Regions from separate parts of the Mus musculus genome. Here all the other regions are linked to region 1. Evidence: chromatin loops called from intact Hi-C (ENCODE). Cell type or tissue: heart. All regions are shown on one strand. Each heading gives the region's core, and the rest is flanking DNA. Links, peaks and the distances in the headings are about the cores only.

Region 1 (7,748 bases), core at 2,142-4,641:
AGCTGTGCCATCTCATTGGCTCCTCTTTTAAACTTTTCAGGCAGCGTCTCCTAGAGCCCAGGCTGGCCTCAAACTTGTTACATAGCCAAGGACAGCCTCGAACACTTGATCCTTCTGTCTCAATCTTCCAAGCCCTGGGACTACCCGTGTGCTACTACACCCGGCAAAGCCAGGTATGTTAAGTAAACTAAATGGCTTAAAAAAAAAAAAAAGGATTCAGCCCCATAGCAAGGAGAAATAGGATAGGATGCGGGTTCTCTCTGGGGGACAGCAAACAAGCAACGCAGGACAACAAGACATGCTTTCTTTCTGGAAATAAAGGGCAAACTCAGGAGAGTGATTGGTGGAGGAATGATTAAGTCACGCTAATCACGTTAGACCTTAAAGGTGGAAGGGATGAGCATCACTCCTTAGTTTCAAAGGAATGGTTTGTTGTTTTGTTTTGTTTTTCTGAGACAGGATTTCTGTGAAGTCTTGGTTGTTCTATAGGTTGTTCTATAGGTCAAGCTAGCCTTGAACTCAGAAATCCACCTACCTCTGCCTCCCAAGTGCTGGGATTAAAGGCATTTCCCCCCACCCCCAACATTAATCTCAAGGTCTTAAGTGAGTTCACTGGAGCCAAGAGAGAAGCAGTTTGCCTCATGCCAGCCAGCATGAGGAGTCATGAAGGACTGCTGTGGAGGAAGCAGAAATGGCCTGGAGAAGCTCCCGTTTCTAAGACCACCACAGCTGCCCACATGGCTGGGTTCTAATGACTGACCCAACTGATTTCTTAGATATCTGTCAAGGAAAACTTGGAAAGAGATCAAAAGTGCAAGGAGATACAAATGATCTCTTTGGGGCAAGTCACTGTTCTCTTTGGGCCTCAGTTTCCTTTTCCTAGAATGACGTGATGTATTTGAACTCTAAATTCTGAAGTCTGGGGAGTCCTCTAGGCCAGTGCTTGGTAAATTATGGCCCATGAGCTGTAACTAACCAACCCTTTATTTTTATAAATACATTTTTATTGGGATATAGCCAAGTTCATTCATTTGTACATTGACACGGCTGCTTTTGTTTTGTTTCAACAGAGACCACATGTTGCCCACAAAGCATAAAATATATACTCTCTGGTTTTTGTTTTTGTTTTTGTTTTTGTTTTTTTCTGATAAACTTTGCTGACACTCATTCTAGATCAAGTTTGGAGAACTTGTCAAGTGGTTTAGTATCATTGCTTATGGCCAATCACACTTTGGCCCTAGTCAGCCATCAACTGTTTGAGGACAGTCATTGTTTGGCTTCTTAACCCTTGGGCCCAAATTCAAAGGCTTGACTTAGTGTGGGAACTGTGATCAGCCACCATCCTGACGGATTCCAGGGTAGAGCCGATTTCTTCCTTAAGGCCCAGTGTGGCTGACAAGCCAGCAAGCACTTAGTCTAACCTGTATTTTTTCAGAGAACCTGAAACTACTTCCAGCTCTCCTATGGGCAGCTCTCACAAAGACCAAACTTAAAAGAGCATCTTCCACAGTTGTAAAGTAGCTTAAGGGACAGGAAGGGAAAGAATATAACTGAGCGCTAACTTAGGGGTTCCTTCGGTACCATTCCCCTTCCTCACCAGAACATACTGACACATCACAGACTTCGGTGCTCTGTACCCCAGTGAGATTTTCAGGGACCACTCTTACCTGTGCTTCCACCGCTAGGCACGGTGGAAGAGCTGGCACCACCAGAAGGCTGAGTTGGTCCGGGCTGAGATGAACTACCTGGAGATTGACTCTGTACCGTGGTGGGAGGACTGGCGCCACCAGAAGACGATGTTGTAGTAGAGACCTGAGATGAACTACCTGGAGATTGACTCTGTACCGTGGTGGGAGGACTGGCGCCACCAGAAGACGATGTTGTAGTAGAGGCCTGAGATGAACTACCTGGAGATTGACTCTGTACCGTGGTGGGAGGACTGGCGCCACCAGAAGACGATGTTGTAGTAGAGGCCTGAGATGAACTACCTGGAGATTGACTCTGTACCGTGGTGGGAGGACTGGCGCCACCAGAAGACGATGTTGTAGTAGAGGCCTGAGATGAACTACCTGGAGATTGACTCTGTACCGTGGTGGGAGGACTGGCGCCACCAGAAGACGATGTTGTAGTAGAGGCCTGAGATGAACTACCTGGAGATTGACTCTGTACCGTGGTGGGAGGACTGGCGCCACCAGAAGACGATGTTGTAGTAGAGGCCTGAGATGAACTACCTGGAGATTGACTTTGTACTGTGGTGGGAGGACTGGTGCCACCAGAAGACGATGTTGTACTAGAGGCCTGAGATGAACTACCTGTAGACAGAGTCCCACGGTGGGAGGATTAGTGCCGCGAGTCACCATGGAAGAGCTGGCGACACTAGGAAACAGATTTGTCTCAGGAGGCTGAGGTGAATTCCCTTTGGTCTGAATTGTCCCAGACTTCTTGTCAGACTTGGTTGTCACAGAGGACAGAATTGAACTATCTCTGGTCTCATTGGCTACATTCTCAGGCAGATTGTTAACAATACTTGAGGCAGAGGCTGTTGTGATTTTGGTTAAGGGAACAAGGTAGCCAAATGTCAGAGGACAGAGTGTTAGATAAATAATAGCAATTACTGTCCATTCTAACCAAAACTCATCTTGGATTTTCTGGGGGAAATGAATATACTTGATTATGTTAAAAGTGGCTCCTTCTCAGCATAACAAAATTAAAAAAAAAACAGACAAAAAATGGAAAATATTATTGAAAACTACCACACCTAACATAGCTTAATTATACCTGTGGAGAGCTAGCTGAGTGTAGAGTTGTGGTGATAACATTCATGAAGAGTATCAAGTCGGGAGTGGTGGTATATGTCTGTGGAGGCAAGCCTGGGCTACATGAGGCCATGTTGCAAAACTGAGAACGGAAACAACAAAACCATTGAGATCAGTATCCGAACTTTGGCGACAGAGACAAGAGGCTCAGGACACCCTTTGCTCCCTATCAAGTTCAAAGCTAGCCTGAGCTACAGGACACTCTATCTCAATTTACAAAAGAAGACATTAATACCAAGAAATAGCAATTTATATCTATATTTGGAAAACGGTTTAATAAATTCCCAGGACATTCAGAGGAAGACAATTGAAAGTGCCACAAGATGGCGCTGTTACCACCAGGCAGTGCCTTCTTTCTACATTCCAGGGAAACAGACCAGATTGTCCACATTGGGGCAGTTTTCTATGTTGAAGGGAACCTGAGAAGTTGGTTTTAAGAGAATAATCTCGGGGGCTGGTGAGATGGCTCAGTGGGTAAGAGCACCCGACTGTTCTTCCGAAGGTCCAGAGTTCAAATCCCAGCAACCACATGGTGGCTCACAACCATCTGTAACAAGATCTGACTCCCTCTTCTGGAGTGTCTGAAGACAGCTACAGTGTACTTACATATAATAAATAAATAAATCTTAAAAAAAAAAAAAGAGAGAATAATCTCGTAGAAACAACTCACTAAGCCAGGCAGTGGTGGCGCACGCCTGTAATCCCAGCACTTGGGAGGCAGAGGCAGGCGGATTTCTGAGTTCGAGGCTAGCCTGGTCTACAAAGTGAGTAAAAAAAAAGATATCTTCTTTTGTAAATTGAGATAGTCTCCTGTAGCTCAGGCTAGCTTTGAACTTGATAGATAGCAAAGGATGTCCTGAGCCTCTTGTTGCTGGACACTTCACCGAGTGCTGATTATAGTTCTTCCACATTTTGGTTTGGTTTTTTTGAGACAGGTCTTGCTATGCAGTGTAGTTGGCCTGAAATTCCCAATCTTTCTGAGTGCTGGACCAGTGTGTTTGTTTGTTTGTGTTGTTATTGTTGTTGTTTCCTGGTACACATTTCTCTAGATACATCTGCTTTGAGATAATAAGACAAATAAATGGTCCATGTCCTAAAGACTGTGATAGACATCAAAGCTGTATTTACCGCTTTCCTAGAACTCTCTAGGAAGCTTGGAAGACTACCTTTTAGTCGCCCACTTAGTGACCCATTTCTTGGGACTCCTCTTGTCTCTAAGAACTCTGACATTGACAACAGATTATACAAATTATTAAATGAAAACCTTTGTAGAGAGGAAGCCATTCATAAGCCCTATGATATAGGATGCTAATGTTCACTATGATTCCCCCAGGGACCATAAGATGCTCCAGGCAAGGCCCAGTTCTTCACCTTGGACAGGGCTTGGCTACTAGTAACTAGAAGAGACAAAGAGATAAGCAATTGTTTTTCCATCACCAAGAAAATCGTCACTAGCTGACCACAGTCACGTGGCCCACTGCCTCACATCTCCTGGGACTTTCTCATTTATCAAGGGCTTACCCTATACCTGATGTGACCCTGTGAGACAGACACAAATGCCACCTGTGAAGAGCCCGTGGGCATTGGTTGAGATGATTTGTCCATGGCACTGTTTGAACTACAACTTTGTCAGAGGTCTGTGGAGAGGCATGCATGAGCCTATGGAAGTCAGAAGAGGCTATTGGATCCTATACAACTGGAGTTCCAGTTGAGAGGTGAGCCCCGGTCCTCTACAAGAACTATAAACACTCTTAGCTACTGAGGCATCTCTCCAGCCCCAGCTTCCATCTTTCTGTTTCCTCAGATCTGAGAGCTGCTTTCTAACCCACACCACAGTAATAACCCTACAGCTATAGATCAACTATAGGGTGCCAACTATTGACTTAAATGAGAAAAAAAAGTTCTTTTTATGGGTTCTTTTCTGGAGAACACTCTAGGACCACCATCTGCCCAGAGCACATGGTACCCAATGCTAGCTGAGAGCCATACTAAAATGCTTCTGACAGACAGAAGTCCTCAATAGTAAGAGATGCTGGCTCTCACTAGATGCCATGGGAAAGAGGAGCCCTAGTGCTCAGGGGAAGCAAAACGCTGGCAAATGGATCCTGAGGGGGCTTAAGATGTCATCTGAGCATGTCCTCATTGTTCAGGAAGTCCTTATGACATTTCTGGGTGAGACAGGTGGAAGGTGTATAAGATCCACCTCCTGTCCTCAACTGCTGAGACCGACATGGAACATACGCAAGCAAGAGCAAACACAAATGTTTAAATATTGGATCCGATGGCAGATACAGTGCTGTGAGCCTAAGCTTCCTGCTGTGGGCTGTCTCCTCTGTTATTACGGAAGGAGAAACCACAGCTAGTAACCGACTACACTGTATTTGGATCCCTGCCTACCAAGCTCTGAAGTGTGGAGCCTGCTCCTGTACCCTGCTGGGGGAATTCTCTGGCCCAAGTCTCCTTTCTACACCTCTAAGGTACCTTGAGATCCATGACTACGAATTCTCTAACCTCTAGCCATTTCCCCAAGCCTTCCCAGCAAAGGATTCCCTTCTCAGTACCCTTATGTCTTACAGAAGGCATTTCTTCTTCATGGTGACTCCAGAAAATCACGTAGATCTTATCAGTTCTAATTGGGACCTGAAGACTTGGCCACAGCACCCAGGCTTGGCAGAGGAGATCTGGTGAGGCCTACCCTCCTCTTAGGACAGCTCTTCTCCCCCAATCTTAAAAGCAGATCAAAAAAAAAATATTGGTCCAGGGAATAAAGAAAGAAGTTTGCTTATGGATAGTATTAAATATCCATTAATGATATTTTTAGGGTATGAAAGGATATGAATATAAAAGTTGAACACATTTTTAATGTTATTTGATTCTCAAAATACTCAATATTATTAATGTGTTTGATGTATAAAATGCATTTAAATAATAAAAAAATTAAGAAGAAAAAAAAGAAAGAAAGAAAAGAAGCCTGCTGCCAAGGCTGGCCGGCTGTGTTCAATCTCACTCAGGGGGTGGGAGGAGAGAAACCACTTTCTGGGAGTTGTCCGATGTCCTCCACATGTATGGTAATTAAATGTAGTAAGAGGTTTCAAAAGCTCCTATCTTGCCATGTATGTTGGCTCATACCTATAACCCAGCACTCCAAGGCAGTTGGATCAGAAGTTCATCTACTGTATGGAGAGTTCAGTTTAACCTTGGTAGCACGAGATTCCATCCCCCAAACAAAGCAAGTCAAGTGGTCCTTTACATTGAACTCAATTTCTCTTCCCCCTTCCACTGCCTCCAATGCCTTATTCCTTTCTTGCATTTGACGTCTAGATCTGGATTTCTCTCAGAATGGGGTGGGGTGGGGGACAAATTCCTTACCTACTCAAACCCAGATAAACTCTCCCTAGTCCAGAAGAAGAACACCTGTAGGGGCTCTAACCCCCACTGGGATTGCTCTTTTTGGCCAGAGATCCCCAGTTTCAAGTGTTGGTGAAAACAGACATATCCCCGACCCCTCCAGGTCTGACTCTCTGATGATCACAGGAACAGATCTAGATCCAGCTTGCTAACCTCATCCTTGCACGACTGAGTCATCTTTATCCAACTTCAGACAAACCTCTGCCCTGCTGTGTCCCAATGTCAGCCATAGACTTCTTTTGCCTCTGCTGTCTTGGGGGTCACAGATGAAAATGTCAGCATCTCCGAGCTGAGCTAGTCAAGAAATGGCCCCAAGTCAAGACTAGCAGCCACTTTAAAAAGTTGTAGGATCAAGCCTGCTGTTTCTGTTTCAGAGACTACGATACCAATTCAACTTATCAAGTTACAGAAGCAACCACAAAATAACAAAAAAGGAGTTTCTTACCCACGGTCACCAAAAGGAGACTGAGAGAGAGAAGCAGGAAGCCTTTCATGGTAGCTGCTCTTGCTTGATAATCCAAGGAGGAAATGTGTCCTCTCCTTCGCTGCCTGGAGTTTTAACTGTCTTTCAAGTCCGAAGTCCACTCATTAACTGATAGAGGCAAAGGCAATTCGTGGTCAGGATCTGGTCTCTGGTCGTACAGCATGGGCTGCTTCCAACCTCAGAGTCAGGTCACTTGAGCCCAGCTTCAGGTTGATATCCTTGACTCAAAGTCCAGGACAACTGTAGAAGTCTGAGTTCTCTTTAGAAATCCTTGCAAGGTCAAAGGTGAGTGTATTCAGCTAATCTCTCTATATCTTGGGAATGGTAGACCTATCGCCTCCCCAGAGCCTACTACTGTCTCTCTAAACACTCAGTAATCTAGCCGAGAACGATGATTGCCTTACCTCTGACCCCTTCTTATTTTGTGTGTGCACACCACAGTGCTCATGTAGCTGCCAGAGGATGGTGGGAAGGGTTGATTCTTGACCCTTCACCATGTGGGATCATGGGATGGAATTCAGGTCATCAGGCTTAGTGGCAGATGCCTTTAACTCTGAGTCATCTTCTGGGCCCTCCCCTCCCCAACTCCCCACCATTTGACTGCAAAGAATTCTATTTTCTCTACCTGCTGTTCCAAGAATACCTGAAAAGTCCTTTCATGTTTTCTCCAACTATTTATGACTTGACTTGTGTCATCTTTTGCTGTGGACTCCCACACTGGGCTTTTCCTAATGGTCACTTCTAGAAACTTCTAGAGCTAACGTTTCCAAGCTTCCCTCCATCTCACATATCACTTTAACTGGACATAGACCCCAGTTGTCATGCTCCTATTAGAAGCAGGCTTGAAGGTTATTGACGGTAGGCTCCCTTTCCCATAACCACCTTGGCCCACCGTCTGTCGTGGGTCCAATTTTAACAGAGGCCAATTTGAAATTCCACAAGCAAAGAGAAAACTTGGGAAGCAGAAGAGACAGACAGATCTCTGTGAGTTCAAGGCCAGCCTACTCTACAGAGAGAGTTCCAGGCCGGCCAGGGTTGCC
Region 2 (7,748 bases), core at 2,819-5,318, 490 kb after region 1:
GAGGGGGTTTGGGTGGGGGCTAGCCTGCTTCTGCATCTCCAGGTCTCTGCAGATCACCATGGAGGGACCGGAACAGACCAGAGCCAGGCCAGGGCTGGGTGGAGGGCGAGCAGGTTAGGTAGCCAGTGTACAAACTGCGAGGAGGCTGCCTCCTAGGGATGGCCTCCTTCCCACCCCAGCCCTAGGTGTCCCCGTCCCCCAAATGGCCAGGGGCAAAGTATGGTGCAGGTATGATGGGTGCTGAGCCAGCAGACTTACCTCTATAGCTCTGGGTGGCTTTGTACACCTTCAGTCACCTGGCCACTCAGAACAGCACAGGGCTGGGAGCACCCCAGCTGCGCTGGACCCACAGGTGTAGGCGGGGCTGGGGGCCTGCTGCTCTAACTACATCCCAGCTGGGCTGACTTTGCTGATCCAGTTGCCTTATTTTACCTTCACTGACCCCATGTGGCTGTGACTAAACGCCTGGGGAAAGCAAGTTAGCAGAAGAAAAGGTTTGCTTTGATACGTGGATTCAGGTCATTGTGGTTTGGCTCCACCCCTTTGAGCCTGTTGGTCAGGCAGTACAGCACAGGGGAGAGTATGAACCAGAGGAGAGCTGTTTCCCTGTTTCTGGGCAGCCAGGAAGGGTGGGGGGGGGGGGGCTAGTGTCCCAGCATTCCCTTTAAGGGTGAACATCCATCACCTGACTTCCTTCTGCTAGGCTCCACCTCTTAAAGGTTCAACCACCTTCCCATAGTGAGTGCCATGGCTGGCAACTAAGTATTAAAAGCAAAGCATAGGGCTGGTGAGATGGCTCAGTGGGTAAGAGCACCCGACTGCTCTTCCGAAGGTCCGGAGTTCAAATCCTAGCAACCACATGGTGGCTCACAACCATCTGTAACAAGATCTGACTCCCTCTTCTGGAGTGTCTGAAGACAGCTACAGTGTACTTACATATAACCAAAGCATAGGTTAACAAGATGGCTCAGAGGATAAAGACACTTGCCACCAAGCTTGTCAAGCTAAGTTGGATCCTTGTCTTGGGCTCCACATGGTGGAAAAAGAAACTGACTCTCAGTGGTCCTTTGATCTTTGAATGTGTGTGGTGGTGGTGGTGGTGGTGGTGTGTGTGTGTGCGCGCACACACACACTAATAATGATGATGATGATGATAAATATTCTTTTAAGATATGGTCTCACTATGTAGCACTGGCTGATCCCAAATTGTCTATGTAGACCAGGCTATCCTTGATCTCACAGAGATCCACTTGCCTCTGCCTCCCAAGTGCAAGAATTAAAGGCATGCGCTACCTTGCACAGTTAAATAAATTCTTTTTAAAAGATCCAAAACATAGCAAAATGGAAGGAGTAGCTCACCTCTCAAACACAACTCTACTCTCTAGCTGCTTCTTAGCTGGCCTACCATGAAGGGCTTCCAGATGGTGCCCCTCCCCCACCTTGAGACACTCCAGCCTGAGTTCAGGCCCCCAGGGCTCATGGGTACCCAGCACCTTGAAGCCAGATGTTCTAAGCTGCTCCAGGGTTCAGGGAATAAAGCAAAGAGACGGGCCTAGGGTTTTGTAGCAAGTAGATTTCAAGTTTTACCAAGGTCAGGATGAGCAGGTGGAGTGACCTGGGAGTGGACCCATCTGCATGCATAGGACTGCACGATGGCCCCAAGCTGTTTGTAGCCAAGCTTAGTTTTCTGCTTTTTGCAGCTCAGCATTGACTGGGAAAAGAACTCAATTGTCAAGTCCCCTTCCCTCTCCCCACTCCCTCCTCATGTAATTGTTCTGTTAGCACTTGCAGACATTTGTACTAATTAGTTAATTTCATTTTATGCCTAGTTAGGGCCCCAAATGGGGAATCTACAAATTAATGTCAACTCACGAGGCAAATCAATGGACTCCAACAGCCCCCAGCCTTCTGGTTCTGGTTTGAGTTTCTAAGCAGCCAGGATGGGATATTTCCTTCGAAATCCTCAAAAAGGCAATGTTTCAGATTCATTGAGTGCCTAATTGCACGGCTCATGAGGGAAGCTCCCATCAAAAATGAAAACGCAGTCTCCCATGAGCCTCTGCTCCTCTCTTCTCTAGCCTTCACCACCAGCAGGCTCAGCCTGAGCCCAGTTCCAGACACAAACCTCACTGGCCTGCCCTTCCCTGACCCTTCCTCCCATTCTAACAGGGACTGGTTATCATATGAGGAAGACCTGTGTGTAAACATAGCAAAGTCACTTTCCCTCTCTGGCCTCAAGCTTTCTCACAACTTCTGGGGAAATGGGGTTGCTTTCTCAAGGAAATGAGAGGCCCTGCTAGGAACACAGAAAATGCATGGCTCTTGTGATGTTGTTGCCTGGGTTAGCCTGGTACTACGTAGTTCAGGATGGCCTCAAAGTCACATAGCCTCTCTTGTTCAGCTTCTCAGGGGCTGGTATCAGAGGCATGGGCCACCATCCCCAGACTGTCAGGTTCTGGACTAGGATGTGAAGAGAGCAGGGGTGGCCATGGCTCAGGGGAGAGCTGATGCCAGCCGAGCGACTGGCACTTGTGGACCACTAGGCCATATTTGACTTGTGCTGGCAGCTGCAGGGAGGAGCAGCCTCCAGCTTTACAGTGATGTCTGGGGCCTGAAGCTTCTCCTCTGGCTGTGGAGTAGACAGACAAGCACGATGAGACCGGCACCTGCCAGTGACCAACCCATGCTGTGAGTTCAAAGATCTCTGTCCGCAAAACACTGAGTGTGGGGCCGGGCTGCTCGTAGGCTGACCATGTGAAGAGAGATGTCTGTGTGCCAGTCCCAAGTACCCTGTCCTCGAGGCTTGAGTGGGTATGGTCTGGCTCCGTGCCAACTGCTTTGTCAGCAGAGGCAAGCAGAAAAACAACCTTTTAAGTCCTTCATGATGTGTGTGTGTTGAAGAATATATGGTGAATCTTGGTTTCTTAAAAAAAAAAAAAACCCAGTTATGCTATGTGCATGTTTTTGTTTTAATCTCAGGTGTGGGATAGAGGTTCCTTTAGTTTGTCCACAGCTGCTGTGATTTTTTTTTCATATTCTAGGAGGGGTGTGATCTTTGCCAGCTAAAAAATTGTTTATATTTGGAATTCTGGCGACTCTTGAGAGGGTATAAATGCGAGAGCCCTGAGCACGCGTGTGGAGGCTGCTTCTGGTTCCTCCTGCTTCCTCCTGGGCTCTGCTGCACTTGCTATTGCTGGATTGCTGGTTGGAGATGTCCTGAAGATAGAGATTGGATTTGCCACGGAACCCAATGCCCCTAGTCAGCAGGAAGTAGTATAAAGAGGTCTATACCTTTCCCTTCTAAACCTCTTTCTTACCTAGTGTTGCGGTGGGAGGATGGAAGGCATTAAGGTGGAATAAGGACTGGAAGTGTGGTAGGTATAAGAACCCAATAAAATAACAACAACAAAAATATCCAAGACAAAAACACAAGGACATACTATACCATCTTTCTAATCTAAAAGTGTGAAAACTTCTCATCTCTTCATTCTCCCAAGTGGAGTGTGTATTTCTCTTTTTGAAATAGTTTTTGGAGGCATTCGGGTATATTCCCAGCCTGGACAACATGACAAATCCTATTCTCAGAAGGACTGGGTTAGGATGTGTGGCTCAGTGGTAGAGCACCTGGATTCTCCCTGGAAGCCCTCCTTAGAGGACAGGCAAGCTCAACTCCCCCTCAAAAGGCTTCACTGCGTAGGACAGTGAGGTATCATCCAAGCCTGGTGAGTCCCCAGAAGACAGTCTCCTCTGAGTAATTACATTGCCAAAATGTAGGTAGAAAGGTCCAAGTTTAAAGGTCTGTTTACTTTATTGCCCTTTTACCACATGGACTGTGCCTGCTTGGTTAATGTTTATTTTGTTGAATAATCTAGTTTTAGTCACATCAATAAAAGTCCGTGCTACTTTTATAAAACAAAAACCAGTTTCAACCAGAGGTTTCTCCTGGGTCCGTTAGCTTTGCTGCCACCTAGTGGCACACTCCTAGAGTGCAGGGCTGGCCATATGGGACAGCCACCAGAGTTCCTTCCCTGGGCTAGAGTTCAGGGACTGCCTATAAGTGAGGTAGCCAGCCTGACCGAGGTTTACTCTAAATTCTAATTTCTACATACTAAAATAGAAAGTTCTCTATATGGGGGCAGGAGATTGTCACAATCAAAAGAACCAATGACCATCAAATGCCTAGTGTCCTGTAATTATTCAATGTCTTGGTGGAGAACTTGCTCTCACGGAGTGGTTTCCAACTGTTTATTATTATTAAGTATTATTATTAGTCTGTTTATTTAATGTGCATTGGTGTTTTATGTGCATGTATGTTGGCATAAGGGTGTCAGATCTTCTGGAACTGGAGTTATAGACAGTTATAAGCTGCCACATGGGTGCTCAGAGTTGAACTCATGTCCTCTGGAAGAGCAACCAGTGCTCTTTACTGTCGAGCCATCTCTCCAGCCCCTCCCAGATGTTTTTTTATAGATTCCTGGTCTCATGGTTTCTGTCACTGACCCCAGTGATATTACAGACAGGCACTACATTGTCAGGCACAACCTAAGTCTACGTTGGTCAGGCACTGTGGACCAGAGGTGAGAGAGAGAGCCCGATCAGGAGGGGTGTGGGTAAATCTAGCAAGTGATATTTAACAAATAAAGAGAAAGTCAGCCAGGAGCCCAAGGACTGGGAGAGGGCTGCCTGGATGGCGGCACAAGGGGGCACTAAGTCAAAAACACTGCAAGATTTTAAGAATGAATGACTCAGCAGAAGACAGCTGAAGATTCCAATTTTATAAATCTATAAATGAATTGAGCATGGTGGCACACATCTGTAATGCTTGTAAACTTGAAGGCTGAGATGGGAAGACTTGGAGTTTGCTAACCTGGGCTACACAAGATGCTGACAAAAATAAGGGGTGCAGAGGTAGTTGTCGCTAATGCGCTTGCCACACAGACACAAGGGCCAAAGAATCCACCCCAAAAGCTGGGCACACTGAGGATCCCATCCCATCACTGAGGAGGAAGTAACCGGTGAACCCCAGAGTTCACTGACCAAGATTCAGGGAGGGAGCATGGCTATGGTTGCCAACTGGACATGCCAGGGAGGCGGAAACCCCAGTTCAAGAACTGCCTCCATCAGACTGGCGTATGGATATGTTTTGGGAGCATTGTCTTGACTGCTAATTGATGCGGGAAGGCCCAGCCCATTGTGAGCGGTGCCTTCTCTGGGTAGCAGCCTGGGCTGTATAAGAAATGTCAGCTGAAGTGCTCCTGTGGGAAAGCCAGTGTTCCTCCATGGTCTCCACTTCAGTTCCTACCTTGAGCTCCCTTGATGGATTGACACCTGTAAGCCAAATAAACCTATTATTCCCAAGATGCTTGTATCACAGCAACAGAAAGCAAAGGACATATACCTTTAAGGTAGGTTAAAATGGAGAAAAGAAAACGAGAAATTAGGCAGCTGGGTGTTGCTGTAGAAGAGAAGCACTATTTGTTGAGACAGAGTCCCACAGTGTAGCCCAGGCTGGACTCAAATTGCTTGCTGATCCTTCTATTCCAGCCCCCTAACTCCTAATATGACAGATGTGCACCACATCTAATGATGCGGGAGATTCTGACACATCTACACTATACTTGATAGATGAGGGAGAACAAAACAGATTACAATAAGGAAAATACTTGGACTCCAGTTTAGAGGCTTCCATAGTGGCCCACAGGGTGCACTGACCCCTGGTCCCTATAGCTATCCTTAATGCATACCAGGATTTGATCCTCTGAGCTCTTTCCATACTTACAAGCCAGCCATTTCAAGCACTTCAGGCTGCGTCCTCTCCAGGGGAGCTTCAGCAGTTTCAGGCCATGGTGTTTCTGAACAGAAGCATAGGGAAGCTCTCCCAGAGGAGGTAATGGGGGAGACCGTACGTCTAGGCACAGGAGGGGACCGAAGCTGAGCCAAGTCAGGCAATCGAAGTGGCCTTTCCAAAAGCCTGAAGCAATGAGAAGCCGATGCTGTGGTGCCCCAAGTTTGTGTGCTTGGATGTTAACCCCCAATGCAACAGTGTTAAAAGGTGGTTGGGCCGGAAGTGGTGATGCATACAAACCTGTACCCTCAGCACTCCGGAGGCACAATCAGGAGAATCTCTGGGTTTGAGGCCAGCCTGGGCTGCACAGAAAGACCCTATTTCAAAACAAACAAAAAGAGGCGTTGGGCCAGGAATTGGTTAATGTTGATTATGGAAAGGCTTTTAGTCACCCAGTCTCTTATGCTATCCTCCTACCCACCTGCCTGGCCGCCCACCCAGCCACCCATCCGTTTTTTGAGACAGGCTGCATCTAGCCCAGGATGAATTCATACTCTACATAAGGAAGGGTCCCCTCCACTTCCGATTCCCCTCTTCCTCTGTAGTCTGTCTTCTACCATGTGCTGACTCATCAAGATGGCAGATACAGCCTCTCCATCTTAGGCTTCCCAGTCCCCAGAGCTGTTCTGCTTTTCTGACCCAGGTATTGCTAAGTGGCCCCAGGTGGCCCGTCACTTGTTGTGTAGACCCAGATGAGTTCAAACTCACAACAATCCTCTCATCTCCATCTCCCGAGTGCTGAGATCACACCCATACCTTCCCCTATCTAGAATTTTTGTTATGATCACATAAGTTAGGCCTGAGGTCTGCACACTGCCTCCCAGGTGTGCCCTTTGCTGCTTCCTTAGCCAGCCTTCGTTCAGGCAGTGTCCCTGTCATGGATACACAGGTGCTCCCCCAAGAGCTTCAGTTTCCACCTCTCCCAGAGGACAGGGGGCTTCAGTTACTCCTGGGCTGGTGTCCATCGCAAACTGAACCTGAGCTGCCCAGGGCTCCAGGGTCAGGCGGATATGGGCGATTCCTGAGGTCCCTCCAGTTCCTAATGGGGGTACTAGGAAGCCTGCTGTTTGGGGCCTAGCTCATGTAGGACAACTGCTCTAAAGCCACCGGTAAGAGGTCACTGGCCTCCAGCTCACAGGCCAGGGTGTCATATACCAGCTCATGTTTAGGAAGGAACTGGAGAGTTATCGTAACCGTAACTGCCTGGGTAACTGAGCAGCAACGTTCATCCCGGCTGCACTTAGTCACCTGTTTCCTTGAGTCCTTCCCATACCCGCCTCACAGTAACCTTGGCCAGTCTCAGCTCAGCCTCCCAGGCTGTTGGAAAGGCAATGGAAGTGGCAGCCACAGGCTCTTGGGGGAGCTACACAGGCCAATTGACTAGGAGTCATTTCCCTCTAGTCTTAACTACTTAAGGCTTTCTGTTTGATTGGGGGGGGGGGCATGGTGGGAGGTCTAACCATGTTGTCTACGTTGGTCAGGAATTCACAGACTCAAATGATCCTTCCGCTCAGTGTCTCCTGAATAGCTAAATTATAGATGCAAGTAGGTACTGTACTTAACATCTAGGCTTCAAAGATCCTGGAATCCTGTCTCTGAAAGAACTGCTTCTGTCTCAGGGCTCTGTAAGTTCTCAATCAAAGCCTCTGCTACGACAGGAGTGCACCACGTCTGTCCATGGGGGAGATCTTGACGCCTTGTACTGGCTGGTTTTGTGTGTGTCAACTTGACACAAGCTAGAGTTATCACAGAGAAAGGAGCCTCCCTTGAGGAAGTGCCTCTGTGAGATGCAGCTGTAAGGCATTTTCTCAATTAGTGATCAAGGGTGGGAGGGCCCATTGTTGGTGGTAACATCCCAGGGCTGGTAGTCTTGGGTTCTATAAGAAAGCAAGCTGAGACTATG
Region 3 (7,748 bases), core at 2,813-5,312, 53 kb after region 1:
CCACACTAGTGTGCTTTCTGGACTTCGTGGGATCTGATCATGATCTTTCTGGTTAGTCTCTGATCTTAGACCTTGCATGGAAATGCATGGCCTTCCTGGGCAAATACACTATTTAGCTTTCTGCATGTTCCCTGTCCCTCCAGTCTCAACAAAGTAGCCAGTGTTCTCTTAATCCGACTTACCTCTTAAATAGGAACGTTTGCTGTCTTGGAACTCATAATTCTCCTGCTTCAGCGTCCCAAGGCTGATGTCACAGGTACATGAGACTATGTCTGTTCCCCACCCCCTTTTTTCCTGTGCCATACCTAAACAGCCAAATCTTTGATTGCTTTTTCTTTTTTTAAATAATAATGTATCAGAGTGTGGTGGTACATGCTTTTAATCCCAGTTGTCTATAGGCAGAGGCAGACAGGTCTTTGTGAGTTTGAGGACAGCCTAGTCTGTATTTTGATTTCCAGGCCAGCCAGAGCTACCCAGTAAGAAAGACCCTATCTCAAAAAGAAAATCACTTTATTGTAATGAAATTAGAAACAAAACCATCACTGGCTCAGCTACCTGCTGAAATACACACTTGATCTGATCCAAATCCTATACATTTCTGTAAACTTCAATACAGTTAGACCTTCTAGGCTGAAGCCGTAGAGCCTCACTTAGGGTTTTATACTTTAACTATCAGTTACATCTTTCATGCACTTATCCACCACAAAAAGGAGAAGTTCAACACAGCTGAAACTAGAAAAATAATTAGCTTTATGATCTCTTTCATGGTCCGTGCCCTTTTGCCTTTATTCTGACCCTCCTCATCCTTACTTGGTCTCCTTTCTAAATGTGATACTGCACCCACACTGACACTGTTTGCATGGTATACATTACAGGCCAGGGTCTGCATATAAGGGCAGAGAACATGTGGTTTGGTTTGGTTGTGTTTCTTTCTTAATTTGGGTGACCTTGCGTAACATTATACCTTCTAATGCCATCTATTTCCTGCAAATATTGTAACGTCATTTTCTCTACAGTTGAGTAATGTTCCATTTCATTTTGTGTATGCACCACATTTTTCATTATCCATTTACCTGTTGATGGACACCTAGGTTAGTTTCGTTTCCTTGTTATCATAAATGGAGCAACAATAAATATGGGCGTGTGAACATCTGTGCGGTAGGACACGGGCTTCTCTGCATAGATACCAGGAGTGAAATAGCTGACTCCTGTAGTCCTATTTTTAATCTTTTAAGGAACGTCTGAACTGATTTCCATACTAATGTACTGGTGTGAGCCCTCCCACCCCCACCCCCAGCAGCACCCCCACAGGGCTTCCTTTCCCACATCCTCTGACATTTGCTGTCAGATTTGTTGATGACAGCCATTTGACTGGGGTGAGGTGCTATCTCAAAGTGGTTTTAATTTGCATTTCCCTGATGACTAGGGATGCTGAACACCTCTTAATAAGTTACTGCCATTTGTGCTTCTTTTGTAAATGACTTTTTCATGTCATTCTCCCTGCCCAGTCAGTACCGTTTCAGGTTCATTTTTGTTTATTTTATTTTTTATTTTGTGTGTGTGTATGTGTGTGTGTGTACAGCTGTGTGTATGTTACAGAGCATGTGGAGGTCAGAGGTTAAGCCTCAGAAGTCAATTCTTTCTTATGGGATATGGGAATTGAGCTGAGTTCATCAGGCCCACATCCCTATCCACCAAGCCATCCTGCTGATCCCCTAATATGTAAAAACCTTGTTTCTTTACTTGAAATTTCTTTCTTTCTTTCTTTCTTTCTTTCTTTCTTTCTTTCTTTCTTTCTTCCTTCCTTCCTTCCTTCCTTCCTTCCTTCTCCCTCTATGTCTCTGTTTTTGTTTGTTTGTTATTTTATTAAAAAAATTTTTTTTAGATAGAGTTATTCTGTGTAGCCCTGGCTGTCCTAGAATTCACTCTGTAAACCAGGCTGGCCTTGAACTCACAGAGATCTGCCTGACTCTGCCTCCTGAGTTCTGGGGTAAAGGTGTGCACCACCACTGCCCAACTCATGATAAGAATTTCAATAGGTGTTTCAAATCCTTTATTCAGCAAGATAGAGTGTCAAGTCCTATTTTGAGATAAGATGAGGCTGAATCCCCTAATCTTTTTTTTTTTTAAATATTTATTTGTTTATTATATGTAAGTACATTGTAGTTGTCTTCAGGCATCCCAGAAGAGGGCATCAGATCTCATTACAGGTGGTTGTTAGCCACCATGTGGTTGCTGGGATTTATCCCCTAATCTTTGACACCCTGAGTTCTCTGCCTCAGGAAGGCAGGTCCTCCTCTATGGAACAAGCAGAGTGCTCCCCGGTTTTTCCTGGCCTGAGTAGAAAGCTTCATGCCCTCGCTCAGGTCCCCCTCCTACTATGGGCCTCTGAGGCATGCTCCAGTGGGAAGCCGATGAGGGATGACTTCAGGCTCAGACTACAGGAGTGCTCCAGGGAAGTGCTCCACAGGGACTGCTCACTACAGGAGTGCTCCACTGGGACTGTTCACCTCTCCACCCATCTCATCATCAAGGTAGGCTGATCTCATCAGTCCATTCTATTCTAAACACTTGTTCCTGAAGACATTTTTACATTTGTCTACCTCCCCAACCTCACGTGCTGAGCGGGGAGCTTTCCACGCCTGGCTGTCACCCAACTATGCACAAGGCCCATCTGTTGTCCAGCCTATGCGCTCGAGCTGACGGCTTGGGCTATTTTCATTTAACATCAAAAGAATCTTGACCACCCCCCCTCCGCCCCCAATGATATTTTTCTAACTGAAAGAACACAAGCTAGTGAGGTGGCTCAGTGGGTAAAGGCATTTACCTCCATGCCTGATGACCTGAGTTCAATCCTCAGGACCTACATATGGTAGAAAAAGAAGCAACGCTATTGGATTATCCTTCAGTCACACATGTGCACTCACACAAACGACCAAACAAATAAATATATATAAAAAGATTTTTTTTTTGTGTGTGTGTGGCTTTTTAAGACAGGGTTTCTCTGTGTAGCCTGGCTATCCTAGAACTCTCTCTGTAGACCAGACTGGTCTCAAACTCACAGAGATCCAACTGCCTTTGCCTCTTGAGTACTGGGATTAAAAGTATATGCTACCACTGCCTGGCTTGACTTTTTTTTTTTTCTCCCTAAACTGTATTTTTTAAAGGGCGTATCCATCACTTATCAATGATTGAGTGACTGCTGCTCTTGGGAAAATCTTGTCCGCAAAGGCACTTTCAGTTCCTCATCACAGAGGGACTCTGACCCGGAGCACTAGAGACAGAACGATTGTGGCAAGAATTTGCATATATACAGCACTGAGCTTTGCCTACTGCCTAGGGAAAAAGCAAAACCAAGCTTAAAGTACACAGCGGAGTCTTAGTAAGGCCTTTGCAGGATACTAAGTAACACTTAGCAACTCCTTTGCCGGATATTAAGTAACACTTAGTAACGCCTTTGCAGGACACGGATGGTCTTAAGCTGTATCTGTTGTCCTATGGCCCACTTCATTAGACACTTGACCTTTCCTACATTCAATGTTGGGTCTTAAGGCACTTGCCATCTGAAAAAATTAAGACTGCTAGAATCCTGGCTGCAGAGAATGTTCAGTGATTGAGAGCACTCACTGCTATGCCAGGAGACAGGAGTTTCCGCCCCCCACCCCCCCCAATCACCTGTAACTCCCACTTTAGAGGATACAGTGCCCTCTTCTGGACTTCTAGGGTACTTGTACACACATGTAACACTTAAGGCCCACAAACACAATTAAAATTAAAATTTTATGTGACGGTGCATGCCTTTAATTCCAGAGCTAAGAGGACAGAGGCAGGAGGATCTCTGTTCAAGGCTAACCAGGACTACATAGTGAGACCCTATTTTAAAAAACAAATCAACCCTTACCCCCACCCCCACAAAAAAAGACCTTTAAAAATGCTAATCTCAGCCTGGTCAGAGGGTACAACAAGGTTGCTAGAATCGATGCTTGTGTGGTGGGAGGAAGCTAAGGAATACAGGAAGGACACATATTTTAATTTTCAGTAAGTGCACTCCAGCACGAATGGCCAGAAGATGTCACTGCTAACCCATCGGACAGGGCTGGAGTCCACAAACCTACTAGATCCAATCATCAGAAGACTGCTGGCCCTGCCCCACTGAGGAAGCACCTCACGGGCCCCAAGGCTAATCAGGGTCTCCCCGTGCTGCTGCTTGGTCATTACCTGTAAGCATAAGGCTGGGGATACCTGTGTCACTTAAAGCACACATCCTGAAAATGACAACCTAGACAGGAGTGTGGTGACACCTGAGACAGGAAGATCGTGAGCTTGAGGCTAGCTGGGCTATCTACTGAATTCTAGAAGGGCTTGGGTTAGAAGGGGAGACCATTTCTCACCTCTCCCGACAAGTCATCTCAAATTCAGCCAAATCTCTGTGTAAACAGAGGGTCGAAATGTGTATTTTTTTTCTTCTAAATTTCTGCAATTCAAGTTATAGATTGCCAAGGTTTTATATGGTATTTACCCATATATACACAGATGCCTCTTACTGTCTCCTACAAGACAGTTCTATATTGTTTTTGTCATACTTTCAAAGTTACATACAAAATCAAAGGAGCTGTCCATAAAGAGCAGTGGTACTCAAAACCTGTCTCACGTAACCCTTCATATGGATCACCCAGGACCATCAGAAAACAGACATTTACATTACGATTCGTAACAGTGCAAAATTACAGTTATGAAGTAGCAACAAAAATAATTTTATGGTTGGGGGTCACCATAGCATAAGGAACTGTGTTAAAGGGTCACAGCATCAGGAAGGTTGAGAAACACTGTTTTGGAGAGAGGCTTAGCCAAGGTAACCTCTAGCTACGCTTGTCTGTAAGATACGGTTAGGACATTGCTGACTTGGAAGTAGAAAGAAGTGGTCCAAACCAGTCAGGAGCAAGGGTGAAGGCAAGGCCATCCTTGAAGGACTAATTCTGAGGCCAGCTCCTCTGCCCGCCCACAGTCCTGCTCACCTGTGTCACAGGCACCATGGCACACAGCACCATAGCACCACACACACGGCCTCAGTGGTGTCATTTTCCCACATGCAGCTGAGCTCCAGCCCTCATTTTTAAGAAGGGCAGGAAAGCAGGTAAGAAGGAGCTAGGGACGTTTATTTCTTTTGTGGCAAAGCGACGGTCTGGCATGGCAATGGGATGTCGGGGACCAATCATGCCAGGCCAGAAGCCCAATTCCGAAAGCAGGTGCTCTTCCAAACCTACTGTAGGTCCCACGTGGAGAGCTGACACCGCCCACCTCTGAAGAAGTTTCTGTCTAAACGTAACACTGTCAGCAGATCTATGTATGGTGCAGGATGAAAGTGCTGCCCCCAGACATATTTTTATATCCTTTTGATGAAATGAGTCCTCACAGCATAGGTCCTGACTGAATAGTGGCCTGTCACCTTGCCCTTGTGTGGATTTTTCACCTGGATCTCAGCACATCTGTCGCCAGCAAGGTGTTGACTGACCAGGAAGTCTGTGCCTTTCACATTACAACTGGAGACCATGCTGTGTGTGAAAAAGGAGCCTCTGTATTAACACCCTTCCTGACCGTCACAGGCTGTGGCAGTCCTTGAAGCCAGGGGACACAGCACTCTGAAGCTGAATAAAACTAATTTGGGGGAAACTTTTGGACCACATTCACTGAGTGTGGTGGTCTCTGTCTCAAATGGAGTGCATTTTGGCTTCTTCCCAAAGGCTGGCAGAATTAGATTTTTACTCTCCAATATACCAAGCAACCTTTAAAATGATAACCCATTGAATTATCAACAACCTAGATAAACACAAAAGCAAGTCCCTGTGGGTTACAAAGCCCAACTTGAGTCACAGCTGTACTTCTCGGGACATCTAACAAAGTGACCACACTCATTTCAAAGAAGAGGAATCTGAGGTTTAGAGAAATGAAGTGCTTGCTCAAGATGATACCAGTTTAGTGAGGCGGAATGTGGCTCTGAGCCGGGTGTCCTGGGCATCATTGAGTATACTCACTACTAAGCCACAGTGCCCCCAGACAGACCCAGGCCCAGATCAGTACTTGTATTTCTACCTTTAGTGATAAGCAGTTAACAGACAACACTTTGGGGAGAGAATTAATTTTTCTAACTTCCTCTAACAGCAAGGAGGGAAAAGGGGACCTTGTGATAGCTTCCATTTTCCTTTCCTTTTAAATGGTATTGGCTAGACCACCACAAACCAGGAGATACTTGCAAGGAAACACTGTATTCATTCCTGCTGCTGGTCAAATAGAGCCAGTAACCCCCAGTTTAGAAGCATCACACTTTGAGCAGAGACCACCTGCAGGGAATGCACTGCTCCTGCCTAGAGCAGAGACCAGCTGCAGAGCATGTGCCACGCAACTGCTGGGGACCCGAAGTTACCTCGGCAAGAGTGATCCATCTTGTTGAACTGGAAGTAGCCAGACTTGCACTGACAGAGCGCGACACCATCCAGGTCGGTGCAGATGGAGGTCTCTTTGTCACATTCTGGACTCTTCCGCTTACACAAGCTGCCCGCTGGGATGTGAAAAACAAGGCAGTGAGACCAAACCAAACCTCTTCTTCACACCTTATGACGCATGAACTTGCTATTTCAATAGGCTCAGGGGAGAGTTTCCCAGAGTCTTCTTGGAACCATAGTCCTCTGAGGCCCTACACAGTCTCTACCTCTTGTTCCCTGGTCACCGCCAGTAAATAAATATTCACAAGCATTCCCTATGGAGAAACCAAACTGAGGAAGGAAAGGGCGCTGCCCAACCTACAAATGCAGCCTGGTGTATTCTGTACCTTCACGTTTAAGGACTGGGAGTAAGGGAGGTGGGGGGTGGGGCTGGAACAAACCCAGAAAATGTGACCATGTTCTTAGGAAGTCAGGAGCTTGGACCCAAACCAACCAATACAGTCAGACCAGTCTCAAGTGGAAACATGTCCGGGCTCTGTGTCCTAGGGGCCCAGGACCACTCTGTGGTAAGGCAGCTTGCTTTGCTCTCAGTGTGTTGCCTTTTGGAGGCTTATTATAGAACGAGGTTTGTATGGTAATCTGATTCCCCAGGGTTGGCAGGAAGCTGTCTGTCTGTCTGTCTGTCTGTCTGTCTGTTTGTCTCCCCACTACAGTGTTAGGAAGGTTTATTCAGCACTGGATCTGCAGCACAGAGACCAGTAGGTGAGCATGTGCTGGGGTGGGGGTGGGGGTGGGGGTGGGGGTGGGGGTGGGGAAGTCCTACTGGCCTGATCAGTCGCTACACCATCACCAGGAGAAACAGGCAGACGAGGAAAGAACCCAGTTTTAAGGCTGGTTTTGTGTTCATTTGGGGGCTTTATTCATCTCATGGTTGATAAAGAATCAGCTTATTCGTATCAAAAAGCATTCACTGCTGGGCACATAGTCCTCTGGGAGGTTTTAATACGGCCAAGATAATGAAGAGTACATTTTACCACCCAAGATACACGTCAGTGGGCGCACAGGGAGAACAGAACTATGAAACCAACATGACAGCGGCTAATAACTTATCCTCACATGGCAGATGTGTGCTTCTGCTGTTGGGGGGTCAAAAGCAAGTTGAACCCAGGAGGAGAGTGGCAGGGGGATGGGAAGAGTCTGAGCATTGTACAATGAAAATTGGGTGCTAATTTTGTAGGCATTGTCAAAGAAAAGGCCCCAGGCTCTTCAGAAGGTGCCTGTTAATTCTGCAAAATTAACCCTTGCCTG

Evidence for each region. Peaks named below come from ENCODE experiments on the same cell type or tissue, not always from the same donor. Only the 100,000 strongest peaks of a DNase experiment are listed, where the experiment ranks them.
Region 2: a loop joins it to region 1, with 11 times the contacts of the local background. A loop is called at or near these places in 12 of 42 quality-filtered maps.
Region 3: a loop joins it to region 1, with 4 times the contacts of the local background. A loop is called at or near these places in 20 of 42 quality-filtered maps.

Annotation. Positions count from the first base shown.
Region 1 is chr16:33,793,497-33,801,244 of GRCm38, reverse strand. Muc13 (mucin 13, epithelial transmembrane) reads right to left here and starts at 6,756. Exons shown (of 12, transcript NM_001382834.1): 1 at 6,670-6,756; 2 at 1,668-2,312. The coding sequence starts at 6,718. It overlaps Gm15658 (a long non-coding RNA gene), which reads left to right and starts at 5,106. Exons shown (of 3, transcript XR_003951910.1): 1 at 5,106-5,500; 2 at 6,599-6,993. In heart, for the core only: a CTCF peak has its summit at 3,130 (motif pointing right); no DNase peak of the experiment used is centred there.
Region 2 is chr16:33,302,971-33,310,718 of GRCm38, reverse strand. No RefSeq gene overlaps it. Among named protein-coding and RNA genes, the nearest start is that of Snx4, 55 kb to the right of the region's middle. In heart, for the core only: a CTCF peak has its summit at 3,977 (motif pointing left); a DNase peak (open chromatin) is centred at 3,998.
Region 3 is chr16:33,741,170-33,748,917 of GRCm38, reverse strand. It overlaps Heg1 (heart development protein with EGF-like domains 1), which reads right to left. Exons shown (of 15, transcript NM_175256.5): 10 at 6,422-6,556. Among named protein-coding and RNA genes, the nearest start is that of Muc13, 49 kb to the left of the region's middle. In heart, for the core only: CTCF peaks have their summits at 3,754 (motif pointing left) and 4,056 (motif pointing right); a DNase peak (open chromatin) is centred at 4,146.